Linked DNA regions of Homo sapiens: regions 1, 2, 3 and 5 are each linked to region 4. A link is a loop called in an ENCODE intact Hi-C map of the cell type or tissue named here. Cell type or tissue: heart left ventricle. All regions are shown on one strand.

What was found. Hi-C counts contacts between places; a loop is a spot of excess contacts. Peaks named below come from ENCODE experiments on the same cell type or tissue, not always from the same donor. Only the 100,000 strongest peaks of a DNase experiment are listed, where the experiment ranks them.
Region 1: it touches region 4 in a loop (2.3-fold over the local background); 38 of 110 quality-filtered maps call a loop at or near these places.
Region 2: a loop joins it to region 4, with 5 times the contacts of the local background. A loop is called at or near these places in 69 of 110 quality-filtered maps.
Region 3: a loop joins it to region 4, with 3 times the contacts of the local background. A loop is called at or near these places in 6 of 110 quality-filtered maps.
Region 5: a loop joins it to region 4, with 2.2 times the contacts of the local background. A loop is called at or near these places in 7 of 110 quality-filtered maps.

The regions. Positions count from the first base shown.
Region 1 is chr22:31,223,072-31,228,071 of GRCh38, reverse strand. LIMK2 (LIM domain kinase 2) reads right to left here. Exons shown (of 16, transcript NM_005569.4): 2 at 2,253-2,352. Among named protein-coding and RNA genes, the nearest start is that of LIMK2, 13 kb to the right of the region's middle. In heart left ventricle, no CTCF peak of the experiment used is centred here; no DNase peak of the experiment used is centred here.
Region 2 is chr22:31,146,097-31,151,096 of GRCh38, reverse strand. No RefSeq gene overlaps it. Among named protein-coding and RNA genes, the nearest start is that of PLA2G3, 8.1 kb to the right of the region's middle. RefSeq lists a silencer at 3,045-3,223. In heart left ventricle, a CTCF peak has its summit at 1,915 (motif pointing right); a DNase peak (open chromatin) is centred at 1,926; H3K27ac peaks cover 966 bases.
Region 3 is chr22:31,102,278-31,107,277 of GRCh38, reverse strand. It overlaps SMTN (smoothelin), which reads right to left. Exons shown (of 21, transcript NM_134269.3): 21 at 2,654-2,962. It overlaps SELENOM (selenoprotein M), which reads left to right. Exons shown (of 5, transcript NM_080430.4): 2 at 1,313-1,348; 3 at 1,586-1,620; 4 at 1,992-2,070; 5 at 2,150-2,501. The coding sequence ends at 2,308. Among named protein-coding and RNA genes, the nearest start is that of SELENOM, 2.8 kb to the left of the region's middle. RefSeq lists enhancers at 254-1,026, 2,526-3,476. In heart left ventricle, a CTCF peak has its summit at 2,212 (motif pointing right); DNase peaks (open chromatin) are centred at 2,247, 2,797 and 4,627; H3K4me3 peaks cover 1,615 bases; H3K27ac peaks cover 2,686 bases.
Region 4 is chr22:30,944,905-30,949,904 of GRCh38, reverse strand. MORC2 (MORC family CW-type zinc finger 2) reads left to right here. Exons shown (of 26, transcript NM_001303256.3): 5 at 63-153; 6 at 3,456-3,564. Among named protein-coding and RNA genes, the nearest start is that of MORC2, 21 kb to the left of the region's middle. In heart left ventricle, a CTCF peak has its summit at 1,918 (motif pointing left); no DNase peak of the experiment used is centred here; H3K27ac peaks cover 1,039 bases.
Region 5 is chr22:31,037,370-31,042,369 of GRCh38, reverse strand. No RefSeq gene overlaps it. Among named protein-coding and RNA genes, the nearest start is that of SMTN, 41 kb to the left of the region's middle. In heart left ventricle, no CTCF peak of the experiment used is centred here; a DNase peak (open chromatin) is centred at 2,730; H3K27ac peaks cover 2,762 bases.

The DNA of each region.
Region 1 (5,000 bases), 280 kb before region 4:
GTTATCTTTCTGTCTCTATCTCACACACACACACACACACACACACACACGCACGCACAGAGCTAACAAGCTAGCATCTGACTAGACCTACAAATGACCCAAGAGTTCAGTGCTAGGGCCAGCTCTTGTCATCCATGGCCTGAGCAAGTCTTTTTGGTTTCAGGCCTCATCTGTGATATGAATGGGTTATACCATATAGTGGGTGGTTTCTTCTAGTTCTGAAGTTTTTTAGCTCTAAGAGAATCCAGAAATTCCAAAGATTAACTTGCTCTACCCTGTCCTGCTTATTTTGGATAGAAAATATTCATACACATAGGAAAACAGCAAGAATATGAACATATGGGTTACATGCCAAGGCGAGACCCAATCTGTGAACTCATTGGGTTTTGACGTTACTTATTAGTCCCAGCTATAAAATGAAAGGACCAGCCAAAGGCTTTAACTATAAGGTCCCTTACAGCTCTGACATTCTCTGCTCCTGTCATACTAAATGGAACAGAAAAGACAGAATCAACTTCCCTGGGAGTAAAAGGGGCAAGAACCAAGGCAATAAGATCCACAGAAAAGACTTGAGAGCTCTGAGTTATAGCTGAAAGGAAAGGATAATAATGATGGTTGCTTTCCAACTCTTCCAGAGGCCAGACGTCTCCAGGCCAATCCCCTATATGGTTCCCAGGGAAGAGGCAAGTGTTTAAAGGTCAACTCAATTACTTGGTATAAGCACAGGGATGTTTTACAACAAGAGCTATGTGCAGGAGCTGGAATCTACAGCACAAGGTGCCTGCCTAGTCTATCTCATTCTCAGGATATAGGCACAGCCCTACCACTTCAGACCTTGGGGGCCAGGCATGCCCATCCAGCCTCTGGAGTGGACTGCTCTTCTTTCCACCAACAAATTTCAACTATTTTACGTTGTGAAGAATATAAAGACAAGTTCCCACCCTTGAGAATTCCAATCCGATGGGAGGAAGGAATAACCATTCACTGGGTGTCTACCATGTACTGGATACACTGCATATATTATTTCATTCAATCTCAACAAGATTATTACCATCCATTTTCCAGATGAAGAAACTGAGCCTCAGACAGCAGGAACAAATCTGATTTGAAGTCTGTATAATTTTTAAGAAACTGAGCTGCCTACAAAAATAATGTAGCTATAGGCAGGGCGCGGTGGCTCATGCCTGTAATCCCAACATTTTGGGAGGCCGAGGCAGGCGGATCACCTGAGGTCAGGAGTTTGAGACCAGCCTGGCCAACAAGGTGAAACCCCGCCTCTACTAAAAATACAAAAATTAGCTGGGCGTGGTGGCAGGTGCCTGGAGTCCCACCTACTAGGGGGGCTGAAGCAGGAGAATTGCTTGAACTCGGGGGGCAGAGGTTGCAGTGAGCCAAGATCACATCACTGTACACCAGCCTGGGCGACAGAGCGAGACTCTGTCTCAATAATAATAACAATAATAATAATAATGTAGCTATAATAAAGCTAGTAACAAAAAGTAGGAACCTAGGGAGGCAACCTGTGGTGAGGAAGAGCTGGCTCTGCCAACCACACTAAAAACAACTCTTGGCTGGGCACAGTGGTTCACGCCTGTGATTCCAGCACTTTGGGAGGTCGAGGTGGGTGCATCATTTGAGGTCAGGAGTTCAAGACCAGCCTGACCAACATGTTGAAACCCCCGTCTCCACTAAAATACAAAAATTAGCTGCGCATGGTGGCAGGTGCCTGTCATCTCAGCTACTCAGGAAGCTAAGGCAGAAAAATCACTTGAACCCAGCAGGCAGAGATTGCAGTGAGCCGAGATTGCACCACTGCACTCCAGCCTGGGCAACAGCAAGAATCCCTCTCATAAAATAAAATAAAATAAAATAAAATAAAATAAAATAAAATAAGAATACAAACAACTCTTGAAGTACCTGCATAATCTGTAGTGCAGCCACAGGAAAGTCACTCTTCCTGGGCCTCAGTTTCCTCACCCATAAAGTGAGGGATATGGGACAACCCTGGAAAGGGCTCCTCTCATCCCCCCACCCTGCCTCCAGCTGGCCCATTTATGGCTCTTCCAATTTAACCTGGGTTCAGGGGGGCCACACTTGAGGTTTGGTCATGAGCTCTTCCTTGGTACATTCCTTTCCCCACCCTAAGATTGAAATTCTCAACTCAGAAGCTTGTTTCTGTGTTTTCCATCAGAACATGAAATAGTGCTTGGCCCATAGTACACTGGTAAAGATGGGAGGATAGGCCCACCTACCGGAAGCAAGAGCCGTGCCAGGTTTCGTTGACAGTCCTGTACCATATCTGGCTTGGAGCAATGTGGTCCCCACAGCCTGGACACCTCCAGACATCTTCACCTGCACACAAAACCAAGAGGTTGAGAGGCCCAAAGTAGCAGGAGGCAAAGGGACAGGATTCCTACCATGTAGAATAAGACTGAGTTAACAGCATCTCATTTGAAAGGGTTAGGCCAATGCTCTGCTAGATGCACAGTTTCTGCCTCCACAAGATCTCTGGTAAGCACTTGTCCAACCTCTGCTCATCTCTCCAGGGACAAGGAACTCATGGCCTCAAAAGTAGTCTCATTCCATTTTCTAAAAATGGTTCTGATTATCCTTTTTTCTACTGAAACAAAACTTGCCTTTTTCTAGAACTTTCAGCCTTTGCTTATAGCTCTGAGAAGAAGAAACGAACACAATCTCCTTCTTTTCAGTGTCAGCCCTTCCTATGACTATTCCCAGCCAACAGCCAGAAACTTCTCTCTGGGTTAAACATGTTACTGCCTTTTCCTATTCCTCAAAAGCCCTGTTTTTTCAGATTTTTCCATCACCTAATCCAAGAGCTCATTTACTCAACCAACATTGAATAAATTGGTCCTCTAGATCAGCAGTCCTCAACCTTTTTGGCACCAGGGGCCAATTTTTCCACGGACCCTAGGCTGGGGGTTGGGGGGCGGGGGGATGGTTTTGGTATCAAACTGTTCCAACTCAGATCATCAGCCATTAGTGAGATTCTCATAAGGAGCATGCAACCCAGATCCCTTGCATGTGCAGTTCACAATAGGGTTCACACTCCTATGAGAATCTAATGCCACCACTGATCTGACAGGAGGCAGAGCTCAGGCAGCAATGCTCACTGGCCCGCCGCTCACCTCCTGCTGTGCAGCCTGGTTCCTAACAGGCTACAGACCCGTACCAGTTGGCGGTCCAGGGGCTGGGGACCCCTGTTCTAGATACAAAGCTCTTTGTATGTTGGAGGCTGTTAGATTACATAATCTCTGCTCCTTAAGAAGCAAATCCACTGGAAAAGAACTGCTCTTTCATGTTGTTGATTTTTCACTTGGATGTTATTTCAGAGATAGAACCAAGTATTATTTTAGTTCAGAAAAAGAAAAGTAATGGGTATAAAAGGGGAAGAACAAATATTTAATGAATGCCTCCTATATGCCAAGAACTCTGCTAGGTGCTTTCATAGACCTAATCTCATTTAATTCTCAAAATAATCCTGTGACACAGGTATTATTATATTCACTTAATGGATAGGAAAATTAAAACTTGAGGCAGGGGGCAGGGTTGACTAGCTAAGTGGTGGATCTAGCATTCATACTCAGGTCTGGCTCATTCTAAAGCTTCTGCTCTTTCCATTCTACCATGTCAACTCTTGTTCACTCCAATGAGGGGAACCAGGAAAGTCTTTGTAGAGGAAGCTGACACTTGAGCTGAGCCTTGCAAGATAGGGAAGACTTACCTATCACTGGCTGAGAAAGGAGGGTGAAGGGTTGTGTGAGCTCAGAGACCAGCATAGACAAAAGCACAGAGTCGGTCCATGTTCCTCCAAAAAGAGAGGCCTCAAACAAAATACAATACTCCTGGTATGGCTCAGATGTCAACTTCTTGAAATAAAGAGGACAGCTGAGATCAAGCTGTGGTACCTGACTCAGCCCTAGAAAGCAGGACAAGGTTGTTACAAGACTCCCTTGTGCGCTCTGTGTATGCAGCTTTGTTCTCTCTGGGTAACTACAGACTGCCACAGGCACAGTGACAGTCACCGAACCCTGTTTCACAGGCACAGGGGCCATGAATAGACAAAGCACAGCTCCTGGCACTTCAAGATTGCTCAACATCATTCTGGAGCAGCCAATGTACACAGTTGTCCCCCTCGTTCCCCAGAGAAGAGTTAAACAAGCTGGCAAGAGGCCTTAAAACACCACCTCAACCCACCCATTCCACTCTTCTCATGCCTCAGTAATAGGATATATATATGCCCATCACTCATTCTTCCTGGGTCTAAAATCCTCAGACTCCTTGTCAAGAGGGGCCTTTTTGGTTTTAGGGTGACAGTGGTCACAGAGTATGCCATCTCTCTCACAAACTCCAAGGCAGAAAGTCTGAGAGACTCACTCAAACCAATCCCAGGTTGGGTTACGGACAGTGGACAAGACAATGAATTAGTGAGAGATTTTAATGAACACAAACATCCAAATGAATCTTCCAAGTTTTGGAAATATTTTTGGAACTCTTACATGTAAGAGCTTTCAGGGTCAGTTTATGAGCTGCCATGCCCCACCCCCAGCACATCTCATTATTTTAGAGCCACACCTTGTTTCTTGTTTTTACTTTTTAACCCAAAATTAAGTCTGTAACCTGACCACCCACTTACTCAACAATTCAATCTCTTGGCTCTGAATGATTTCTATTTCCAAAATTCAAACAGGATCAGGACTTTCCACCATGAGGATATTCAAGATAACTTGTTATTGCCATACCCTCCAGAGCTTGCCCTGCTTTCTCCAGTCTTGAGAAACCCAAAGACATTCAATCAACACATACTTTAGTACCTGCTTTGGGTTAAGCATGAAAGACCCGAAATCAAGACCCTCTACTCTCTCCTCTCATATCCACCTGGTTTCACTTTCCAAATGTCTCTCTAGCCCTTCCCTGTCCTTCACCCCAGCCCTACTTCAGATTTTTGGCTTCTTTTCCCTATCTGCTGTACTCAGCTGGCT
Region 2 (5,000 bases), 200 kb before region 4:
AATTGAAATGCACAATAAGTGTAAATAAAATACACACAGGATATCAAAAACTTGGTACCAAAAAAGGGTGTAAAATGGCTTGTTAATAATTTAAAAATAGTGATTACATATTGAAATAATATTTTACACATCGGATCACATAAAGTGTATTATTAATCTTTTTTTTTGAGACCGGGTCTCACTCTCTCATCCAGACTGGAGTGCAGTGGCAGGATTGATCAAAGTTCATTGCAGCCTGAAGTCCTGGACTCAAAGTGATCCTCCCACCTCAGCCACCAGGGGTGCACCACCAGGTCCAGCTCACAAAATGTCTTATTAAAATTACTTTCACCTCTTTCTTTTATGTTCTCGATGGCTAGAAAATTTCAGATTACATTTGTGGCTAGCATTGGAATTCTGTTGACCAGTGTGGGTGCAGACATGGTCTGATTTGTTCATCTGTAAAATAGGTTTGGAGAGGTGGAGTCATTGGCTCATAGTCATACGCAGCGTCCAACCTTGGCATAGTGGGATGGGAAATCAGGTTATTTTGAACCCTGAGCCCATGGCTACCCGTCAGCCCCCTGGGCTGACATTTGACCTCTTCCAGAATCATATGCCCTCCTGAAACCACAACCAGTCCTCAGTGGAGACCTAAGGTATGCTCGCCCATCCTAGTGTGGGGACTTGGGGGTGGGGGTGGGGGCGGGGGCTTCCTGAATGGGATTGTAACCCCCCACCAAATTCACCTTGCCTGCTGCCTAGACAGAGCCGATTTATCAAGACAGGGGAATTGGAATGGGGAAAGAGTAATTAATGTAGAGCCGGCTGTGGGGGAGACCCGAGTTTTATTGTTACTCAAATCAGTCTTCCAGAGCATTTGGAGATCAGAGTTTTTAAAGATAATTTGTAGGGGCTTAGGAAGTGGGGAGTGCTGATTGGTCAGGTTGGAGATGGAATTATAGGGGGTCGAAGGGAGTTTTTCTTGCTGTCTTCTGTTCCTGGGTGGGATGGCAGAGCTGGTTGAGCCACATTACTTGTCTGGGTAGTGTCAGCTGATCCATCCAGTGCAGGGTCTGCAAAATACCTCAAGCACTGATCTTAGATTTTACAATACTGATGTTATCCCCAGGAGCAATTTGGGGAGGTTCAGACTCTTGGAGCCGGAGGCTGCATGACCCTAAACTGTAATTTCTAATCTTGTAGCTAATCTGTTAGTCTTGCAAAAACAGACTGGTCCCCACCAGGCAAGAAAAGGGTCTTTTTGGAAAAGGGCTATTACCAATTTTGTTTCAGAGTCAAATGATTAACTGAATTCCTTCCCAAAGTTAGTTTGGCCTACGCCCAGGAATGAACAAGGTCAGCTTAAAGGTTAGAAGCAAGATGGAGTCGGTGAGGTCTGATTTCTTTCAGTGTCATGATTTCCTCAGTTATAATTTTTGCAAAGGTGGTTTCAGGATGGCTAAGCCAACATCTGAAGGATGAGTAAGAACAAGCCAGGTAAAGAAGGGGGAAAAGTGTTTTAGGCAAAGGGAACAGCATGTGCAAAGGCTCTTAGAGAGTGTGTTAATTGAGAATATGAATGTAGTTCCGTGTGGTTAGAACAGAGATGTGGGGAGTAGGTGAGGTCAGCTGGGCTCAGATCCTGCAGTGCCCACCAGGCTTCAGCATGAGCCTCTCTGGTCAGAAGACAGATGTAGACAGTGGAGAGAACTGGCTATGTTTGTGTTTTAGAAAGATTGGGCCTGCTACCGTTTGGAGAACCACTGTTCCAAGAGATAAAATTGAGAACCAGAGAAGAAAAGGGCTTGTTCAGGGTCATATAGCGAATCAGAGCCAAGAAGGACTAGGCTAGCAGGCACAACCGACCAGGAAAGGAGCAGACAGCCTTGTTCAGGAGTCTCAAGGAGGCACTGGCATGGGGTGTCCACTAGATGACAGCAGAGGCTGGACCAAACTCCAGGGGCTTCGGGCAGGACCCACCCTGCTTTTCCACAAGCCTTCCTCTTTCCATTTCCCTGGTCTGGGCATCAGAGGGCCTCTTTCCTAACCCTTTTCTCCAGACCCCAGAGCAGCAAGGAGAGCCCTGGGTGTCAGGAGGCTCAGAGACTAGCCCTAGCTCCATTTCCCCTCTGCCATTGACATAGGGCAAATTCAAAGATTAAAAACTGCTTGAGAACTTGAGTCTTTGGCTGTAGAAATAGAAGTGGCATTATTAGTCTACCAGGAGCCACATTCTGTAGTTAGATCTCCTGCTGAGCCTCTTGATCCTCCTTTAATGCTCCCTGTCCACCCACCCTCTTCATTCTATCTTGTGAGTTAGACTCCCAGAGACTGTCAATGGCCCCAAGGCCCAGGCCAGCCCTAAGAGGGAAGGAAGGGATGTGAGCTAAGTTCTCTGAGTTAGAGCCAACACAAACAGCCCAGGTTTAAACCTCAGCCAAGGGGCCTTGTGTAGAACAAAATAGTGGATATGTCGCAGAGCTTTGGGCAAATCTGATCTCCTCCTAGGGCCTCCATTGTGAAATGAGGTGAAGAGTCCCTGGGTGTCTTCACTTCACTCCTGCTGGGCAGGGTTACCAGATATAGTAAACAAAAACACAGGATATGCAGTTAAATTAGAATTTCAGATAACTAAAAAAGTAATTGCAGCCAGGCACAGTGGCTCATGCCTGTAATCCCAGCACTTTGGGAGGCCAAGGCAGGCAGATCACTTGAGGTCAGGAGTTCAAGACCAGCCTGGCCAACATGGTGAAACCCTATCTCTACGAAAAATACAAAAATTAGCTGGGTGTGGTGGCGGGAGCCTGTAATCCAAGCTACTCAGGAGGCTGAGGCAAGACAATCGCTTAAACCCAGGAGGTGGAGATTGCAGTGAGCCGAGATTGTGCCACTGCACTCCAGCCTGGGTAACAGAGCAAACTCCATCTAAAAAATAAAAATAAAAATAAATAATAATAATTGCAATGTTTGGGCATATACTTACATAAAAATTATTTATCGTTTTCTGAAATTCAAATGTAACTAGACTTTTTTTTTTTTATCTGACAACTCTAGTACTGGGACATGGTAGGATGTCAAGTGGTGTTGGAACAGGAGGGGAGTGAATCTTGCACTCAGCATCATTCTATCCCATACCCCAAGGTCCTTTGGGGCTTCATTGTCCAGGTAGGTAGATCTCTCACAGCCCATTCTGCCCCTTGTTTCTACTGGATTTCCCTATAGTTTCTGGCTTACTGTGAGGCATTCCCCTCAGTGAGCTCCTTCCCCAACTCTGATCTTCACTGCACTCCAGGGAAGAAAGAAAAGTAGGCATAAGCATCCCAATCAGTAGAGTGTATAACAGGGATTCAGCCAAAGTAACTGACTTGCCCAAGGCTGCCCAGGAGGGGAAGTGGAGCTAGGGGTTGAACCCAGGGTATAGGGAAGGATCTCCTGGGCTTCTTAGAACCCCACTAGCAGGCTGGAGTCATCTGGGGACATACAAGGAGCCCACATTCTACAGCCTGGTGAACTGAATATCAGGTCAGTCACACCACCATCTTGCCTGGCTTCTGCCCTCAAGTGCCCTCCTTAAATGAAGATCTCATTTGTCAAAGGCTACTGTGTGTCAGTCACTGAGGCACTTTAGTTACACTCACATTAATCCTCATGGCATAAATGTTATTATCTCCGCTTTACCAATGAGGCCCAAAGAGGCAAAAAGACTTGGCTGAGATCACACAGAAAGTGAGAAAAAGTCTAGGTCTCAAATTTGGGTCTGATCTGGGCTTATTCCATCCTACCATACTGCCTTCCCTACACCAATGGTGTTAGATACACCTGGAGTTTTTAGGTGGAAGACTAATCTGCAAACAATAACAGTTTTGTTTCTTCCTTTCCAAACTTGACAATTTGTATTTTTTTCTTGTCTTATTGCATTGGCTGGGACTTTTAGTAGCATTAATAGTAGGTACCCATGATGTGTTCCTGATTTTAATAGAATGTTTCTATGTTAGTTACCTATTGCTGTGTTAAAAAAAATTAGCATCTCAAACAAACATTTATTAACTCACAGTTTCTGAAGGTTAGGAATTCAAGAGTAGCTCAGTTGAATAGTTCTGGCTCAGAATGCATGAGGTTACAGTGATGACATCAGCCACATTTCTCCAAAGAAAATACAGGTCGAGCATCCCTAATCCAAAAATACAAAATCCAAAATGCTCCAAAATCCAAAAGTTTTTGAGTGCTAACATGATGCTCAAAAGAAATGCTTGTTGGAGCATTTAAGATTTTGGGTTTTCTGATTAGAGATGCCCAGCTGGTTAAGTATAATGCAAATATTCCAAAATCTGAAAAAAACCCAAATCTGAACACTTCTGGTCCCAAACATTTCAGATAAGGGATACTCAACATGTATATAAATGGCCAATAAGCACATGAAAAGATGCTCAATATCATTAGTCATCAGGGAAATGCAAATCAAAATCACAATGAGATACCACTTCACAATAGGACAGCTATAAAGACAGACAATAACTAATGTTGGCAAGGATGTGGTGAAATCAGAACTTTCATACACTGCAGTTAAGAATGTAAAATAGTGGCTGGGCGCGGTGGCTCACGCCTGTAATCCCAGCACTTTGGGAGGCCGAGGCGGGCGGATCACAAGGTCAGGAGATCGAGGCCATCTTGGCTAACACGGTGAAACCCCGTCTCTACTAAAAATACAAAAAATTAGCCGGGCGCGGTGGCGGGTGCCTGTAGTCCCAGCTACTCGGGAGGCTGAGGCAGGAGAATGGCGTGAACCTGGGAGGCGGAGCTTGCAGTGAGCCGAGATTGCGCCACTGCAATCCGGCCTGGGCTAAACAGCGGGACTCCGTCTCAAAAAAAAAAAAAAAAAAAAAAAAAAAAGAATGTAAAATAGTGCAGTCACTGTGGGTGCAGCGCACCAGCATGGCACATGTATACATATGTAACTAACCTGTACATTGTGCACATGTACCCTAAAACTTAAAGTATAATAATAATAAATTAAAAAA
Region 3 (5,000 bases), 160 kb before region 4:
AGTCTCCCTGCTTTCCCCCTGGCGCCGGGACCATCCCTCCTGTTCCCTAGCCCCAGATGGCCCCAGCATCCACCGTGGAAGCCTGAGACACCGACTTTGGGGCCTGGAACTCCGAACCCTTCCCCAGCTCCCCCTACCCGGTCCGACAGCGGACACCCAGACACACTGACGCAGTCTCCTAACTCTTCTCGTGGCCTATGACTCCCAATCCTGTCCCAACTTCCCATCCCCCATCACTTCATGTTTTCCTGGAATTCCCCCCCGACCCGGTTCCAGGGCTGGAGGCTCCAGAAAGTCTCTTTTCCTTCTCCTGGGGGGAAAGAAGACTTTCTGGGTGCCTCCTCCCATATGCAGGATCCGGGGAAGGGGGCCAACTCGGAGGGGCAACCGAGTTGGGAACTTGGTTGCCAACATTTACTCTGCAGCAGCCTCCCATCCTCCCCCAACCAGGAAATTCCCGTTCGGAGTCCCTGTCTTGCTATGTGACTTTGACCATCACAGCCCGCCTCTGAGCTTTTTGTCAGCTCTGTCTGACAAAAGGGTGTAGAATGGTTGGGTGCCGGTGGTGCACGCCTGTAATCCCAGCACTTTGGGAGGCCAAGGCAGGAGGATTGCTTGAGCCCAGGAGTTCAAGACCAGCTTGGGGGACATAGTGAGACCCTGTCTCTAAGAAAAGGGCTGAGGGTAGGATGGAGGAGGGCTGGAGTGGGTGGTCCTGGGGTCTAGACTCCTGCTGGATGGTGGCATCTCCTCAGGGAAGGCAGGGAGGAGCCCTCCCATCCTCCCATGTCAGGGAAGCAACCACATGGTCTGTGGGGCTGGGCCGCAGGTGGCAGGCAGGGTGAGGTCTGCCTGTGTAGAGTAGGGACCAGATGGTAGGTGTCTCCAATGGGGGCCCCCAGGGCCATTCTGAGGTGTTTCCTTCTGCTCTGCCTCCACTGTGAGATTTCAGGGATCAAAGGCCAAGCCCAGGTCTCTACTGCTTAAGAGGAGCAGGGTGATCATTTCCCCTGGGCATTGGGAGTCAGTCCACAGCCAGTAGGATGTACAGGCCCCAAGGCTGGCAGGCACACTGTGGGTCTCTGGCCTTGCTCTTTTCCCCTGGTGTCTCTAGGCCTGAGTCTCCCCACCTGTATACACAGTTCCCCCTTCTGCCCACAAGGGTCCAGCATTTCCTTCAGACCTTGGGAACTGCTGATCCGGGGATAACTCACAGCCCGACCCAACTCAGGGATAAGGAAGTATGGCTTTGGGGATGTGACTGGAATAAACGTGAAGGACTCCTGACCTATCCCATTTTATCCCCCTCCAGACCTGCGGGGGATGACAGCTGAACCGCCTAAAGGAGGTGAGTTTGAAGGAAGAGGTCCCTAGCTCTGTTCCCCCTGAGCCTCTTGGGGAGTGGGCAACATGGTCCCAATGACTGGGGCGGGGAGGGGGGAAGGATCCCTAGGCTGAGAGTCTAGCCTAGGCTGAGAGTCTAGCCTGCACCTGACTTGCTTTATGACCTCACTGGGCTTCAGTGTCTCGTCTGTACCTCGAGTAGACTGAGGTCATGGTCTCTGATGCTCTGGTTCCTCCCCAGGTGAAGGCTTTCGTCACGCAGGACATTCCATTCTAGTATCCTTCTGTTCTGGGGGAGGGGAAATGGGATGGGCACCTGGGAGAATCTCCACGTAACTTCAGAAAGGGGTGGCAGATGGTTTTCAACTGACAAGTTGAATTGATTGGTAGTGGCTCCCAGAGGATTCTGAGGTGGTCTCCATGTTGGGTGGGCAAGAGAGATTGACTAGTGATGACTGCCACAGAATGGAGAGGAGGGCCCTTTACTTCTTTGAACCCTAATTTTCTCACGTATAAGCGGAGACCCTGGCCCCTCCCGGGCACAGAGTAAGCTCTGAGCAAAGGAGGCAATGCTGTTCCCATCAGTAAGGCTGCGGAAACCACCACCTCCCTCTGCCCACCACCCCGCTCCTTAACACCACCTCCAGTCACAACCTGGTGATGAAACACCTCCCTGGGGCCGACCCTGAGCTCGTGCTGCTGGGCCGCCGCTACGAGGAACTAGAGGTGAGGCCGTGGGAGGTGGGCTGGGGGCGAGGCCAGAGGCGAGGCCCAGCCTGCTGACCCCGCCCCTCCTCCGCCTCAGCGCATCCCACTCAGTGAAATGACCCGCGAAGAGATCAATGCGCTAGTGCAGGAGCTCGGCTTCTACCGCAAGGCGGCGCCCGACGCGCAGGTGCCCCCCGAGTACGTGTGGGCGCCCGCGAAGCCCCCAGAGGAAACTTCGGACCACGCTGACCTGTAGGTCCGGGGGCGCGGCGGAGCTGGGACCTACCTGCCTGAGTCCTGGAGACAGAATGAAGCGCTCAGCATCCCGGGAATACTTCTCTTGCTGAGAGCCGATGCCCGTCCCCGGGCCAGCAGGGATGGGGTTGGGGAGGTTCTCCCAACCCCACTTTCTTCCTTCCCCAGCTCCACTAAATTCCCTCCTGCCTTAACTGAGGCTCGACTCCTTCGTTGCTGCGGGCGGGTGGGGTGGGAGGTCGGAAGAAGAACCTCTGAGGATCCCTGCTGGAGTTGGAGACCTTGCGGAGCTGCCTTCGGTTCAAACCCCCTCCCCACCCCCAGGAGACGCAGAGAGGAGTCAGGATCGTTGAAAACCAATAATTTATCAAAACGCTGCGTGTGTATGTGGGGGGGAGGGTGTCGCAACAGACAGGGCAGCGGTGGGCGGACGCACAGGCAGGAGACGGTGCCCGGAGAGTGGGGGCGGCAGCTTGCCACTGGCTGGCCATGCGGGCGGGCAGGCTAGACATTCTTGCCGCGCAGGCGCAGTTCGTGGCGTCGCAGGTGGTTGTAGAGCGACTGCACATAGGTGAAGACACACTTGGGGTCAGGCTTCTTGCCCATGATCATCATGTCGTCCACCTCCACCAGGGGCACACAGTCCACCAGCATCCTGCAGGGAGGGGGCACGGGGTTGGATGTCAGCGCCAGACCCGCCTCTCGTGGCGCCCCTCTACCCCAAGGTCTTTTTTATTGCCGCATTGCCTGCTGGTCTTTCATAAACTCCAGACAGGGAAAAGCCTTCCAGGAAGGCAGGAAGCCCCTGGCTTCATCTACCCAAGCCTGGAGGCATCTCTCGGGGCGGGGGAGCAGAGCTAGGCAGGTGGAGGCGGAGATGGCAGAAGAGAGCCCCATCCCAGTCAGGCAGGTCCTGGGTCTGCTTCCTCCAACCCTGGGGAGGTGCTGGCTCCAAACCCTGCCCATGTTCTCCCTGGAGACCACCTTCTGCTCACCCTCACTGGCACACTCCAGTTGGTAGAAGCCTCTCAGCTCGGCCTTTGCACCCAGATGGGCTTCATCACTGGCCAATCTTTATCTATGGATAGGTCTCACTCTAGTGGCCCTGTGGTCCACCGATGATTGTCTGCTAGCTGCCTGATCTGGTACTTCCTGTTGAGAGGCCCAGGGACCCCTATTCTTTGACAGGGGGTGGGGATAACCCTGCTGCTGGAGATGGAGGCCAGGGAACGTGTGGGCAGCAGAGGGGTTCTCTAACCCTTATCACCTGCCTTGGGTAGAGCAGAGGAGGCAGATGAGGATCCCAGCCAATACCAATGGACCATCTATGCCATGCTCGGGGGGACCACCCTTCTGGCCATCCTTCAGAATGCTAGCTGCCCTTCACAGATAAGGAAACTGAGTCACAGAGCAGAGGAGCCATTTGTTTCAAGCCCCATGGCTTAGTAAGTGCAGGCTAGGCCGCATGGGACCCAGGCCCCCAGTTCTGGGTGTTGGCAAAGCCTTTTCCCCACTCTGGAGTGAGTGGGTTGTGCCTATTAAGCAACTGACAGCTCCCAGAGCTCTGAAGCTGGAGTCTGCTCTCTGGCTCCTTTTCCCCTGTCCCTCAACCCCCAGAGCAAGACCTCTTCTGCCTTGATCCCTCCTATCTGCCATACCTGGGACATAGCAAGCATTCAATGTTGCTGAATGAGTTTCCTATGGCAGGGAAGGCATAATGGCAACAATTGCTCCTTATTCTCAAGACACCTGAGAACCCAAGACCACCTCCCATCTCGTGCCCTTATGGACAAACTCAGAACTGTGGTAGGGCTGGGCCTACCCCCAGCTCACCTGGACTCCTTCAGAGAAGAAACCTGGGAGGCAGAACACCGAACACCTCTGTTTTAGTCCAGACTGTATCCCTAACCAGTTGTGGGTGCTAGATAAGGCCCTTTTCTATGACTGTTTCCCCCTCTTTAGAACAGGACAGTTATTCTCTATCTCATTTGAGACCTTACAAGAATTTAGGATGAGTGAGAGGGTTCTGGGTCTGCTGCTGATGTGCCACGTGCCCCTAGGGTCATCCCTATCCCAGACTGGGCTTGTTTCCCGAGCTGTACCATGATGCAAAGGCAGCCTCTCTCTGAAGCTTCTTCCAGCTGTGGCTATCGTCCTGGGGATCCCGACCGCCCTCTCCAACCTGGTGCTCCCTCCCGCCCCACTCCCTTCCCTGGAGACCTTATAAAGCCATTGTTTACACTGGGGCTCAGGGCTCAGGGCTCAGGCTGCCCCAGTGACAGGCCAAACACCAGGCAACTTGAGCAACAGCACGGCTGAGTCACACTTTCCAACTGGATCAGGGCTGGGCTGGGCCCCTCTCCCTCCAAGCTGGCTTGCTGGGCAGCAGCTCCTAAGTCCATATATGATCTGGAGATAGCACCAAGCCCATCCGCCACTCATCTGTGCTCCTTCTCTGAGTGTGTGTGTGCACATGTGGACTGCCCCCCACAATGGCTCCAGGCCCTGAGGGGCATCTGAGTGTGCCCCTACCTGTCACTGACTCACATTCCTTCAGCCAATCCCCTTGCTCCTTCTGGGCCTCTATTTTCAATCCTCTCTACAAAATGGGCGGGAACACAGTGATGGGGCAAGGAAAACAGCCACTAAGTGGGGAGTTTGGAGTCTCAGTTTCTGGCCCCAGCTCTGACCTA
Region 4 (5,000 bases):
ACTTTGAGGACCCTGGGAAAGAAATGCAAACTTTTCACTTTCTCTTGTGTCTGCCCTTTCAGGTGATGCTGCCAGTGTGATCCAGTTTGGGAAGTCGGCCAAGCGAACACCTGAGTCTACTCAGATTGGGCAGTACGGGAATGGGTTAAAATCGTAGGTATATTAGAAGCTTGTCACAGGGCTCAAACAAAATCCAGCAATGCTGTCCTGCTTCTCTTGGATGAAAACTTTCCTTCTCCTTGTCCCTCTATTGACTATAATTCTGGAACTGGAAGAAGTCAGAAAGTGGTGGTTTCTGGAGTAGCTTACCAGCTGTTCCCAGCTGAATTTACTCCACAGATTGAAAAGTATGAACATCCAAAAACAGGGCAGGAGAGGCTGTACGTTTCTCTTGGCACAGTGCTCTAGAACTGCACCTCTCCTGTTGAAAATTCTTATTTTTACCCTGTAGTCAAGGATGTGAGTGATTCTCTTGTGGTGTTGGGATGTATCTGAGATGATGAAGGGGTCACCTTACTGTGCAGCAGTGTTCCCTGAGCACCTGCTGCATGTCATGCTTTGTGCCAGGCACTGGGGATCCAGGGTAAGGAAGAGAGATGTGAGCCCTCCGTCCCAGAGGATGCTGAATGTACTGCAAGGCCCTTATAGCAGGGACCTACCTAATGTCTTCAAATCCCATGGGACTTTTTCTTAGCCTTAGTTCCCAGTTGGTTAGTGTTTGGAATGTGTTGTTCTGGTTTTGAGTGAAGCCCCAAGAGAAAGGTTTCTATTTCTGAAATGCTCACTTCCAGCTGTACATACCTTTGGATGGAATAAGATTTAGTGGAATTGGAGTTTGTGCAAATGGAATTGTGAGTCACGTTTCCAGTCTTGTCGTGGAAATGTGTTGTTTTGTTTGAGGGAGGGTGGTGGTTTGATCAGTCAGCAGCATCAGTTGGGCCTTGTGTGCAGTTGTGCTTTGGGTGTATGGAGAAGAAAGAGAGTACTTCCGAAGAAATCAGGACCTGGTATCCGGACTTTGTGATTTGTCTTTCAGGGCAGGAACCAAATGGTAATAACAGACACTTACCATGTGCCAGGCACACGAATAATCTCATTTAATCCTCATGATAGCCCTGTGAGGTTGTAGGTACTATTATTTTCAGATGAAGAAATTGAGGTTTATAAGGGTGAAGTTACTTTCCCAAAGGCATTAAAAATGCCTATGTGTAGAGCGCTAGGGTAGGAACCAGGTCTTTCTGACTGCAAAATGGAGCTGCTGTGCATTTCACTTAAATGACAAGCTAAGGTTCAAATCTCACTTCCGCTACTACGTCTCTAAGCCTCAGCTTCCTCCTTTGTAAATTGAGATGATAATGCATACCAAGTAGGTTAAGAATTACATGCTATCATTGCTGTGAGAGCCTGGTTTCTGCCTTTATTTCTCCTCCTTTGATGTTTCCATGGCAGATTGCTGGCCTGATTCAGTGGATCTGGGTAGGGGCTAGGAATGTGTTTTTCACAGATGAAATGAATCACCTGTAATCATATGATTCTAATGCAGGTTATCTAAATCCCCCAAAACTGAAGTCTCCTAGAATCAGGGGAAGCCCTGACTTTTCATCTAGATTGTAGATCAGCCTCCTCCTACCTGGTTCTGTCAGTTCTGTGGCCTCAGGCAAGCCATTTCACCTCTCTGAATGTCTGTTTCTTAATGGCCTCAGGCAAGCCATTTCACCTCCCTGAATGTCTGTTTCTTACTCTAGAAAATGGGGTTCTAATCTCTGACATTTATAGAGTGAGGTTCAGAAGCAAATGAAATGTGACTCTGAAAGTGGTTAGCAGACTGGGAAGGAAAGCGTATAGAAGTTGAGAGTGTTATTAGCGTATTTCAGTGGAAGACTTTTGTGAAGGTCCCATTGAGATGGAGCCATCTAGTGTTCAGAGTAGACAGTAAAATCATCTTGAAACCAATTCAGAAGTTGAATAAGTTTCAGGAGAAGGTGATTTGTGGGGAGAATAGGGCTGAGAAGCAAGGAAGCCAGTTAGAGAAGTGATATTTGGGGCTTTTGCTATTCAAAGGCTAAAGTCAGAATCAAAGACAGAAGGAAGATAGAGGCACAAAGTGAGAGTTTTTGCCAAATTAGGGCAAGGGCATGCTTTGACAGAAGGCAAGATAACGTGCCTTACTTGCTCCCCATACGCTTTAGGGAAGGAGGAGGAGGTGGTGTGTGAAATTTTCAGGGCAAGGAGCATTGCCAGCACTTTGGGTACTGGAGGAGGAGAACGAGGACTTGGCAGCCCCCAGGGTATCTTTGAATAGTGTCCTGGGAGTTTTCCTGAGTGTTTGGGGAAATGGGGCATGACATTCATTTGTGTGCTTGGCATGCCAGTCTGGTTTGTATTGGTACACAGAAGAGAGTAATGAGGCTTTCCACCTCCATCATCTCCCTGGGGTGTTATAAAGACTAATGAGATAATAGCCATAAAGCTCCAGAAGCTGCTGGAAGAAAGGAGCTGAACAGCCCCATTGTTCAGAGGGCGGTCCCCCTGCTGGTGCTTCACACTTCTGCCCTGCCCTGCGTTGCCTGGAAAGGCCTGTCCCTGCCTGCTTCTTAGCCAGCTTAATGTGGCCAAACAGAGGAAGGAAGCAGTTGAATCCATTCAGACTTTTGCCTTTTGGAAATCAGCCTCAAGGCACAGTTCCCAGAAACCAGTTGCATCCAAAAGCAGGGAGCTGCCTGTGTCATAATGAGCTTGAGGTGGCAAAACACTTCTGGGACAGGAGATAGCTCCAGTTATTGGACATGAGCTAATTACAGGCATCCTTGAATCCTGTGGTCAAGAATTATATTTTATTAGCCCCTCTGTATTACTGCGCCTTGGGTTCATACTGATGTTTTCTCGGGCTTGTGAGTATAGGCACTGGGCTTTTCACTTAACAGTGCTGCTGCCGTTTCGTCAATGGAGGGGAGTTTGTGTCAGCTGAGGAAGGACACGGTGGGAACTGGGGGTGGTCAGCATGGAAGATGACGTGTTGAGGGTACCAGCTACTAAAGTCTGATGGTGGTACAGTCAGAGGGCACAGCACCTCTCATGCGTCTGGGATGAACCAAGAGCTCAAAGACAGCAGGGTTACTCTTCAGCGTTGTGGGGGGAGTGAGACTAACCTGGGGCTGGTGGTCTGCCGTGAGCCCGCCCTAGAAGGGTGGTGAGAGAACCCTGTATGGTGTGGTTGAGAACGTTGTAAGTAAAGACTAAGGAGTTACAGGCCTGTGGAAAAGCAGAGGAAGGAGTGTTGGGGGATGGAGAGGGAACGAGGGCTGTGGAACTCAGCACACAGTCCTGGGACCTGGGGGGGCCTTTAGGAGAGCCCTCCAGTGGCACTTTCAATCATGTCCAGAGTGGATTGATTTCTTTTGCAGATGAGCTTTTGACTCCTGGGAGAATAACACCCATTTCTGTTTCCTTTTCAGGGGCTCAATGCGCATTGGGAAGGATTTTATCCTGTTCACCAAGAAGGAAGACACCATGACCTGCCTCTTCCTGTCTCGCACGTTTCATGAGGAAGAAGGCATTGATGAAGTAGGTCCCATCATCGTGGTCTGCATCACCAGTCCTCATTTCCTGAGTCTGCCCAGGCGGTTTTCGTAGGTTATTTGCAATGCTAGACTCTTTGGGGTTGCAGGATTGGAGCACATTCCCCCTAATTGTTATGCAGTTAGCTGGCTGGATGAATTGGTTGAGGGGTTAAGGTAGATAACTTTAATGTGAGAGGAAGCAAAATCTCAGAGCACTTCAGAGAACAACTGTTTCCGAGAATGAGACTGTCAAGTGGCAGGAATTAAGAGTTGGATTTGCAGCTCCTCTAGATCTGCCACTTGAATTCCATTTTGGGGGGAGTGTTACCATGGAACATTGTTTTATCAGGGGGAGTATTTTGGGCTTCCCTGATCATGGTGTTTCCTATTTGGTGGTGATTTTGTGGAATGTGCTATGAGCTCATTTTCCTTTTGAAGAAATGTGTTACTCTATGTCAGAAACTATGACTCAGATACCTAGAGAGAGCCTGGGCAGGTAGTAAAGCAGGTGAGTGTATGGAGAACAGGAAAACAGAGCTGATGCTGTGGGTCTCGTCTTGGGAGTGGCTGCTACACAGCCCCAGTGATTACTGCTATGCTGGAAGGAAGGACTAATGAATCCAGAATATTCTGAGTTTAAATCATTTTAGTAATTGACTATGTAAGCTAAACACACATTTGGCCGATTCTCCTTGTGGCTCAGATGTCTGCAGAGCTGTTTCTGGTGAGGTCTATGCCCCCTCATTGTGGGAGATCAGGGCAGCTCTGTGGACTACCCAGCCTCAGACTGGACTCTTATCTCCTTTCCTATGTAAGACATGGAGGCCAGGGCTTGAAAGAAGGGGGGCTAAGAGGTTCTGTGGAAAGAAATCCGCAACTTCCACAGAAGCAGGTAATTGAATTCAGACTTACAATTTAATTCATCTGTGTTGATTAGCTGTGATTAAATTTGTTCTGGTTCTGTTTAGATCTGAGCCTTAATCATAGCAAACTTGTTCAGGTAGGGAATGGTAGGCCTTCCGTCATTACGTAGCAAGCCAGTGGGTTTGTCTGCCTTTTTGGTGTGGTATGTGAGTTCATTCTGCATACTTGAGTGAGAGAAGCGTGGCAGCTGGAAAGAGCAGGCTTCTAGGAGAAGTAGGATAGGAAAATATAGCCTGGGTTGGGGTTTTCAGGAATGTTTCCTGATACAGGACTGAGGATGGTGACAGGAGGGTATGGAAGTCAGTAGAAGCAGCCTGCTTAAGGCCCTGAGGGCTGTGGGAGGGGACTTGGCTGCAGGGCCACCTGGAGAAAGGTGGTGGCCTTTGGAGATCAGAGAGGGCCAGGTTAGGCTTGACCTCGGGGCCTTGATGAATGTGTGGGGCTTTATTAAGCAAGGATGTGCCAGTATCAGATTCTTTTAAGAAGGTCCATGTAGCGATTGTGTGGTGATTGGGT
Region 5 (5,000 bases), 92 kb before region 4:
GGTCTCCCCCTTGAGGGGCAGGAGTTCCCCCTTGAGGTCAGGAGTTCAAGACCATCCTGGCCAACATGGTGAAACCCTGTCTGTATTAAAAATACAAAAAAAGAAAAAAAAAGTGCAGGGAGCAGTGGCTCATGCCTGTAATCTCAACACTTTGGAAGGCCGAGGCAGGTGGATGACCTGAGGTCAGGAGTTCGAAACCAGCCTGGCCAACATGGAGAAACCTCATCTCTACTAAAACACACACACACACACACACACACACACACACACACAAAATTAGCCAGGCATGGTGGCACACACCTGTAATCCCAGCTACTCGGGAGGCTGAGACAGGAGAATCACTTGAACCCAGGAGGCGGAGGTTGCGGTAAGCCGAGATCGTGCCATTGCACCCCAGCCTGGGCAACAAGAGCGAAACTCCGTCTAAAAAAAAAAAAAAAGAAAAAAAAAGAAAAAAATTAGCCAGGTGTGGTGGCACATGCCTGTAATCCCAGCTACTCAGGAGGCTGAGGCAGGAGAATTGCTTGAACACGGGAGGCAGAGGTTGCGGTGAGCCAAGATCAAGCCACTGCACTGCAGCCTGAGCCACGGAGCGAGACTCCATCTCAAAAAAAAAAAAAAAAAGTGTAATCCCCAGTGTTGGAGGTGGGGCCTGGTGGGAGGTGCTGTTTGGCATGGCTTAGTCCCAACCCCTTGGTGATGAGTTCATGTGAGATCTGCTTGCTTAAAAGTGTGTGGCACTTCCTCCCCCATCTCTTTTGCTCACTCTCTTGCCATGTGGCATGCCTGCTCTCACTTTGCTTTCTGCCATCATTGTAAGTTCCTGAGACCTCACCAGAAGCTAAGCAGATGTTGGTGCCATGCTGTACAGCCTGCAGAACTGTGAGCCGATTAAACCTCTTTTCTTTATAAATTACCCAGTCTCAGTTATTCCTTTATAATAATGTAAAAACAAAACAAAACCCAGCCTAATGTAGTGGCTCACCCAAGAGAGACATTCATTTCTCTCTCTCATATAAAGGAAGTCCAGAGCTGAGCAGTGAGCTGTTCAGGGCTGGTATGATAGCTTCATGGAGTTGTTAGGGAGCTAGTTCCTAGCTCTTCCAACCTTAGGCTATGGCCCTAGTCCTCATGATCCAATGCAGCAGCCAGGGATCCAGCCATCACATCTATATTCAGAGAGCAGGATGGAAGAAGATAAGACCAAGGGGGCAAATAGTATGAACCAGCCCTTATAAGAGGCTTTCTCCAACGGTCACCCAACAGTTCCACGTACATCTCCTTGACCAGAACTTTATGAAGTGGCTACACTAGTGGCAAGAGAGCAGGGAACAAATATTGGGCAGACAAGGAACAACTTTTTCTGTTCTTTCCAGCCCCTAGCCAACCACTGTTCTGGCTCCTCTCACCATAGATTCATCTTGTCTGTCCTAGAACTTTATACAAATGCCACCACATAGAAAATTCTCTTGTATCTGGCTTATTTCAACATTATGTTCAAGAATTCTTGAAGTTTTTTTTTTTTCACCATCCGGAAGGAGACATTCATCAACATTCAGTCTTTAACTTTTATTCCATGGAGTCACTCATTCATATTTCTTGAGCCCCCTACTGTGTGCTGGCAGCTGGCCAAACACAGCCACCTATGTCAAAAGACCAAGTGTCCCAGGGTGTCCTCTGACCCAAATCTATTTTGGCTCCACATAAGAATTGTGTCAGCCCTACTTTAAACATCCCTCAGCATCAGGGAGAATCTCTGGTAAACAGAGGCTGAGCAGGCCTGTGGGGAGGAACTCAGGCTCAGGTGAACACAGTTAGGAACCTAGTAGGTCCTTAATAAATAATGGCTAGAAGGTTGGGCGTGGTAGATCACACTTGTAATCTCAACCCTCTGGGAGGTGAAGTGGGAAGATTGCTTGAGACCATGAGTTCAAGACCAGCCTGGGCAACATAGTGAGACCCACCCCCTCCCATCTCTACAAAAAATAAAAATTAGCGGGGTATGGTGGTGCACCTGTTGTCCTAGGTACTCAGGAGGCTGAGGTGGGAGGATCATTTGAGCCCAGGAGTTTGAAGCTGCAGTGAGCTGTGATGGCACCACTGTGCTCTAGCCTGGGTGACAGAGTGAGACCCTGTCTCAAAAAAAAGAAAAATAAATAAATAAATAAATAAATAATTAGTGGCTACAACTATTTCCTTGGCACAGGTGCACTGTAAGGCGCAGTACTGTTCTATTTTCTAACCCTTCACTACCCTATAAGGTAGGCATCACGACAGTCTACATTTTGCTAATGAGAAAAGGATGCTCAGAGAGGTTGGATAACTTGCCCACGGTTACACAGCTTGTGAGTTGCTGAATTGGGATTCAAATCCAGTTCCATCAAGTATCAAGTCCAGGCTTTCACCCTTCTGCTTTGGGGAATCAGCTTCTGCCTCCTGGCCCTTCCTTTAAGCCTAGACTCACTCCATGCAGAGCCCAGGATCCCTATGGACAAAGGCTGCGCACTTGGCTTTGTTGTGTTTCTTGTCTTTCTCCCACTTTGGGGGTCCATCCCGGATATTTTCCTGGCTTTGGATCTTGTCTGTTTCAGCTTAAAATGAGACATCTGGGGGAAAGGCGTATCTTACCATCAGCCCCCTGCACTGCTTAGCCTTGAGTTCTGGACGGTCTCACCACCCTTCGCCCCCCTCCATCCTGTTCCCTCGGAACTGTCGACCTTGGGGCTCTCCTGGGCCCTCACTGCAGCTTCCGTCCGGTGATCCCAAACAGCAGCATTTTTCTAAACATTTTTCTAAGCAATGAGCATGAGATTTCACATCTGGGCCAGTTGTTACTGACGCCCTGAGTCACCCAGCTCTCCTGCAAGTGAACGAGCCTTTCAGTTTAACTGCTGGCTTGTAAAAGGCCCATGCATGCCTCTGTTTTTCCAAATATGTAAAAATCCATTAGAGAGGGGGAGAATGTGGTTCAAAGAAAAAGTTAAGTTTTCTCCATGGGAACAAAAGTTTTCCAGGGAGGAAAATGTGTAAATCCTACAATATAACTGAGTGGCTTTCAAAAAGAGTTTTTCCAGAGATGAACCCTGTTGCAGAGGGTCCTTAAGTTGAAGGTCAATGTACAAAATGGTCAAAGTGGAGCTTACGGGATGGAAGGAGGAGGGGTAGAGGTTGCCCAGTGATGTAGCTTCCCTCTTGTTCCCTCACTAACCACTTCTCTAGGAAACCTGCCATTGGGTGTGGAACACAGTTTGAGAACCCCTGAAAAAGCCCTGGCCCAGGAGTTCAAACCCTGGCCCTGAGTCTTAGAACCATCTTTTGCTGCTGTGTAACTCCAGGAAAATTAGTAGCCTTCTCTGGGCCTCACTTGTCCCATCTGGGAAATGTCATGGTTGGATTAGACATTTTCTAAACTTCTTTCAAGCCTAAGATTCAATCTTACTGAGGAAAATTCCATCTGAAGTTGGCAACTGTTTGAAAAGTAGACTTTTTGAAAAAAGAAACAAGAGTTCTCTTGTTTGAGGCAATCTAGTAACAAACCAACTGCTAAGAAAGTGTTTTCCAAATAGAGGTGCTGTGTGTCTCCTTGCACGAATGGATAGAAAATGACCAACTTCATTATTAGAAAGTAGGTTAAAGATATTCCCTGCTCTCTCATCTGTGTGATTAATTGGTCAGTAATCCTTCCTTCATGAAAAGTACCAAGTAATGAAAAATCAAACTGAACATTAATAGAGACATTTACTGATCAGTAATGTAGACAGTTTTGTTTAAAATATCAGGCCTGGTGTGGTGGCTCAACGCATAGCATTCCAGCACTTTCGGAGGGTGAGGCAGGAGGATCGCTTGAGGCCAGGGGTTTGAGACCAGCCTGGGCAACATAGCGAGACCTCATCTCTCTCTAAAAAAACTAGCTGGGCATGGTACCTATAGTCCCAGCTACTTGGGAGGCTGAAGTGGAAGGATTGCTTGAGCCCAGGAGTTTGAGGCTACAGTAAGCTATGACTGAGGCACTGTACTCCAGCCTGGGCCACAGAGCAAGATCCCATCTCTTAAAAAACACACATCAAACATACACATATAGCTAGAATGACAAACTGTCCTGCTTTATGTGACTGAGGGGCTTCCTGGGATGCAGGACTTTCTGTGCTAAAACCGGGAAGGACCCAGGCAAATTGGGATGAATTTGTCACCCTACATATAGCACTTACTATGCTCTCAACACTGTTCCAAACATTATTCACATACTCTAATTTTATTTTTTAATTTTAATTTATTATTATTATTATTTTTGAGACAGAGTCTCGCTCTGTCACTAAGGCTGGAGTGCAGTGGCACGATCTCAGCTCACTGCAACCTTCACCTCCTGGGTCTAAGCAATTCTCCTGCCTCAGCCTCCCGAGTAGCTGGGATTAGAGGAATGTGCCACCACGCCTGGCTAATTTTGTATTTTTAGTAGAGATGGGGTTTCACCATGTTGACCAGGCTGGTCTCGAACTTCTGGCTTCAGGTGATCTGCCCACCTCGGCCTCCCAAAGTGTTAGGATTACAGGCATGAGCCATTGCGCCTGGTCTTATTATTATTATTATTTTTAGAGACAGGGTCTTGTGTCACCCAGGTTGGGGTGCAGTCACACGATCATGGCTCACTGCAGCCTCCAACTCCTGGGCTCCAGTGAACCTCCTGTCTGAGCCTCCCAAAGCACCAGGATTACAGGTGTGAGCCATGGCACCTGGCCAACTAACTTTTTAAATCTGCATCACAACCCTATGAAGAGGGTACTATTATTATCTCCATCTCACAGATCCTCAGGGGAAACAGGCTCAGAGAGGGTTAGTAAACATCCAAGGCCACACAGCTGGTTGTAGGCAGATCCAGGATGAAAACCCACCCTGTCTTGCTCTGAAGCTGGGCTAGTAACTGCTATACCACATTGTCTTGCTCCTAAATTGTGTCTTTGGTGAATCACAGAGCCATGGCAAGTCTGTGACCAAGGCCAGCT